Regions from separate parts of the Homo sapiens genome. Here region 2 is linked to region 1. Evidence: read pairs that join two places in POLR2A ChIA-PET (ENCODE). Cell type or tissue: A673. All regions are shown on one strand.

Region 1 (2,500 bases):
GATGGATAGATGGGTGGATGGATGGATGGGTGAGTTGATGGATGGGTGGGTGGGTGGATAGCTGGATGGATGGCTGGATGGTTGGGTGGATGGATGGATGGGTAGGTGGATGAGTGGAAGGATGAATGGATGGGGTGGGTGGATTGAGTGGACGAATGGATGGACAGGTAGCTGGTTGGATGGTGGAGGAATCTGACTGAATGGAAGGATGGGGTTTGGCAGGGGGTGGGGGAATTCGGTGGTAGAGGGGCTTCTGGGCACATTTATGAGAGGCTGAGTGTGCCAAGGTAGGTGAATAGGTGCAGGCTAGTGATCTGGGAGCACATTCATCCTGTCAATGGCCCCTCAATAATGGGATTGGCCTCCATGTCTCAGCTGGTTGGGGCAGAGCTCTCCCAAGTGGTTCCCAGGCTGCTGCCACGTGGTTGAAGCCCTGGAGGGGCTCCAAGGCACAGGGAGGGGACTGAGGTGGAGATGAGGGTATGCAGTGGGCTTTGGTGGGGCCGTGAGCCTTCCACTCTCCTGATCTCTCATCCTCCAACTCACCTAATATCACCTCGCCTGCCCTGCAGCCTGGAGGGATCACCGCCCTCACTTTATACAGGAAGAAATGGCTCAGAGAGGGCAGGGACTTCCAGGCAGTTACGGCCTGAGTCCACAGTGCCACGCCCTGCTTCAGGCCCAGCTCAAGGTAAGGTAAGGTCACATCTAACAGAGCAGCTCCATTACAGCCTAAGCAGGACTCATGTCTCCTCCCCGTGTTCTAATCAAGGGGGTAGAAGGGTCAAGCCTCAGGGACGGGGGCAGCACTGCACAGGGTCAAGTACCGGAGATCCTTCTCCCTCACTGCTCCTGTGTGTTGCTTCTTCATAGTCCAAAATGACTGCTGCAGCACTGGCCATCATGTCCACACCAGCCAGAGGCGTTCTTTCTCAGAAATGGCACATCAGTACTGTATTTTTGTTTTGTTTGGTCTCGTCTTGTTTCCAGGCTGGAGTACAGTGGCATGATCATGGTTCACTGCAGCCTCAACCTCCAGGCTCAAGTGATTCTCACACCTCAGGCCCCCGTGTAGCTGGGACTACAGGTGTGCACCGCAACACCCAGCTAATGTTACTTGGTAAAGACAGGGTCTCACTATGTCTACCAGTCTGGTCTCAAACTCCTGGCCTCAAGTGATCCTCCTACCTCAGCCTCCCAAAGTGCTGAGATGACAGCCATGAGCCACACCTGGCCATAGCTATGGAGGTTAGGAAATGTATTTTCTTTTCTGGGTGGCACTTAAGTATGAAGATTCCCTTATGGAGAAAGGAGAGTTTGTACTAGAAACCACAAGATGAATGAAATTCAGGCAAAATTTTAAGATTTCCAGCTAGCACCCCCCATCCAATATACTCTAAGGAACATCAAAAGATATCCTGGGCTAGGCGGGGTGGCTCACACCTGTAATCCCAGCACTTTGGGAGGCCAAAGCAGGTGGCATGAGGTCGAGTTCCAGACTAGCCCGGCCCACATGGTGAAACCCCGTCTGTACTAAAAATACAAAAAATTTGCCAGGCGTGGTGGCAGGCACCTGTAATTCTAGCTACTCTGGAGGCTGAGGCAGGAGAATCCCTTGAACCTGGGAGGCAGAGGTTGCAGTGAGCTGAGACTGTGCCACTGCACTCCAGCATGGGCAACCAAGCGCGACTCCGTCTCAAAAAAAGAAAGATATCCTGGGAAAATGTATGACTCTTCTCAAGCTTTTGCCCCGCATATGTAAAGAGCTTTCACGAAACAAAAAGGATACCATGGAAAGTTGAGCCCCTCCTGGATACACTGGGTGACACACACAGCCCCTGCCCTCTCAGAACTAGTGGGGGATAGAAATCAAATATAGCCCAGTCCCGGGAACCCACGTGCAGTTTGTAAAACTCGAGTGAGGCCAGCCTGGGGGAATCTGTAGTATTCCAGGCAAGTGCGAAGGCCCTAGGGTGGGAAGGAGCCAGTTGTTGGGGACGGGACCCGTGGGGTTCTGTGGTCTACAGGGCTGTCCTCAGGCCTGGGTCTTACGCAGAATGGGTGCTTGTGTGCTGACCCTGCCCAGGTTCTGGGCGCCTCTCCAAGTTCCTGGGTGTTACAACACCCCACAGGTGAGGCTGGAAAAGGCCTGGTTTCCTGGAAACCACACAGCTCCTCCACAGGTAGAGGAAAGGCTGTGTCCTTGCCCTGAGTGTGGTGGTGCCCCTGTAGTCCCAGCTACTTGGGAGGCTGAGGCAGGAGGACCACTTGAGCCCAGGAGGTCGAGGCTACAGTAAGCCACGATCTCTCCACTGCACTCTAGCCAGGGCGACAGAGCAAGACCCTGTTTCAAAAAGCCGTAACTACTACCTAGTCCTGGCTTCCTCCTGGTCCTGGGCTCTCTGGGACAAAGGAGGGCCCCATAGGCTGACCCCAGCACCTGCACAGCGTCACTTCCCACATCAATGTGGAACCCGATGTTGAGATCAAGACAGCAAGC
Region 2 (2,500 bases), 270 kb after region 1:
TCAGGGTGCAAAAATAAGGGGTTGGGGCACAGAGATAAGAGGTCAGGGCACGGAAATAAGGGATGGGGCGCAGAGATAAGAGGTCGGGGCATGGAAATAAGGGATCGAGGCACAGAGATAAGAGGTTGGGGCATGGAAATAAGGGATTGGGGATTCTTGCCCCTTAGAAAAGCGGGACTTGCCGCTAAGGGTGAAGGACCAAGGCAAGCATCCCTGCATGGTCTGACACCTCTGAAATGTGGGTGAATAATCAGAGAGGCGTTCTTGCAATGATTAAACACCAAGGGAAGGCTGCCTTCCTAGTCCGTGACCGGTGCCAGAGTTTTGGGTCCACAGATAAAACATGTCTCCTTTGTCTTTACCAGAAAATGAAAGGAATTGAAATTAAGAGAAGGGAGAGATTGAAGTGTGGCGCCAATATTGAAAGGAGAAAGAGGTTGAGGGATAGTGAGGGAGGTTGGAGAAGAGAGTGAAAATAGGCCGCTTACTGGATTTGAAATTGGTGAGATGTTTCTTGGGCTGGTCGGTCTGAGGACCCGAGGTCGTAGGTGGATCTTTCTTATGGAACAAAGAACAGGAGGACAGGGGATTGATCTCCCAAGGAAGGTCCCCCGATCTGAGTCACGGCACCAAATTTCATGCGTGTCTGTGTGAAGAGACCACCAAACAGGCTTTGTGTGAGCAATAAAGCTTTTAATCACCTGGGTGCAGGTGGGCTGAGTCTGAAAAGAGAGTCCTTGAAGGGAGATAAGGGTGGGGCCATTTTATAGGATTTGGGTAGATAAAGGAAAATTACAGTCAAAGGGGGGTTGTTCTCTGGCGGGCAGAGTGGGGGTCACAAGGTGCTCAGTAGGGGAGCTTTTGAGCCAGGATGAGCCAGGAGAAGGAATTTCACAAGACAATGTCATCAGTTAAGGCAGGAACCGGCCATCTGGATGTGTACATGCAGGTCACAGGGGATATGATGGCTTAGCTTGGGCTCAGAGGCCTGACACTGGGTTCATGCCATTCTCCTGCCTCAGCCTCCCGAGTAGCTGGGACTACAGGCGCTCACCACCATGCCCAGCTAATTTTTTGTATTTTCAGTAGAGACAGGGTTTCACCGTGTTAGCCAGGATGGTCTCAGTCTCCTGACCTCGTGATCCACCCACCTTGGCTTCCCAAAGTGCTAGGATTATAGGCGTGAGCCACTGTGTCTGGCCTGGAGTAGCCATTCTTTATTCCTTTACTTTCCTAATAAACTTGCTTTCACTTACTCTATGGACTCACCCTGACTTCTTTCTTTTTTTTTTTTTTTTTTTTTTGAGACAGAGTCTGGCTCTGTTGCCCAGGCTGGAGCTCAGTGGCGCAATCTCGGCTCACTGCAAGCTCTGCCTCCTGGGTTCATGCCATTCTCCTGCCTCAGCCTCCCGAGTAGCTGGGACTACAGGTGCCCGCCACTACACCCGGCTAATTTTTTTGTATTTTTAGCAGAGACGGGGTTTCACTGCGTTAGCCAGGATGGTCTCAATCTCCTGACCTCGTGATCCGCCCACCTCAGCCTCCCAAAGTGCTGGGATTACAGGCGTGAGCCACCGCGCCCGGCCTCCCTGACTTCTTTCTTGCACAAGATCCAAGAACCCTCTCTTGGGGTCTTGATCAGGACCCCTTTCCGGGAACACATAGAGACAGGAAGCAGATTGGTGGTGCCAGGGGCTGGGGGAGAGGGAGTGGAGAGTGACTGCTGATAGAAACGAGATCTCCTTTTAGGGGGATGAAAATGTTCTGGAAATTGATAAAGGTGATGGTCGTGTGACATTGCAAATGTGCTAAATTCCACCAAATTGGACATTTTAATCTGGTTAATTTTATGTTGTCTGATTCTTACCTCAATTTAAAAATTTTTTTTTCCAGATTCCGTGTTCAGCCAAATAATTTTTGGGGTTTTGTTTGTTTGTTTTATTTGTTTGCTTGTTTTAAGAGGGAGACTCGCTCTATCGCCCAGGCTGGAGCACAGTGGCACGATCTCCGCTCACCACAACCTCTGCCTCCTGGGTTCAAGTGATTCTCCTGCCTCACCCTCCTGAGTACCTGTGATTACAGGTGTGTGCCACCACGCCCGACTAATTTTTGTATTTTTATTAGAGGCAGGGTTGCACCATGTTGGTCAGGCTGGTCTCGAACTCCTGACCTCAGGTGAGTCCCAAAGTGCTGGGATTACAGGCATGAGCCACGGTGCCCAGCCCTGCCAAATTTTTTTTAAAACAAGTCAGATTTGAGGCCAGGAGTGGTGGCTCACGCCCGTAATCCCAGCACTTTAAGAGGCCGGGGCGGGTGGATCACCTGAGGTCAGGAGTTCGAGACCAGCCTGGACAACATGGTGAAACCCCATCTTTACTAAAAATACAAAAATTAGCCGGGCATGGTGGCACACACCTGTAATCCCAGCTACTCCAGAGGCTAGGCAGGAGAATCGCTTGAATGCGGGAGGCAGAGGTTGCAGTGAGCCAAGATCGCGCCA

Evidence for each region. Peaks named below come from ENCODE experiments on the same cell type or tissue, not always from the same donor. Only the 100,000 strongest peaks of a DNase experiment are listed, where the experiment ranks them.
Region 2: POLR2A ChIA-PET joins it to region 1 with 6 read pairs; 16 of 35 experiments call an interaction of 5 or more read pairs at or near these places.

The regions. Positions count from the first base shown.
Region 1 is chr19:17,864,055-17,866,554 of GRCh38, reverse strand. No RefSeq gene overlaps it. Among named protein-coding and RNA genes, the nearest start is that of SNORA68, 2.7 kb to the right of the region's middle. RefSeq lists an enhancer at 1,540-1,679. In A673, no CTCF peak of the experiment used is centred here; no DNase peak of the experiment used is centred here; H3K27ac peaks cover 487 bases.
Region 2 is chr19:17,592,060-17,594,559 of GRCh38, reverse strand. No RefSeq gene overlaps it. Among named protein-coding and RNA genes, the nearest start is that of COLGALT1, 38 kb to the right of the region's middle. In A673, no CTCF peak of the experiment used is centred here; no DNase peak of the experiment used is centred here.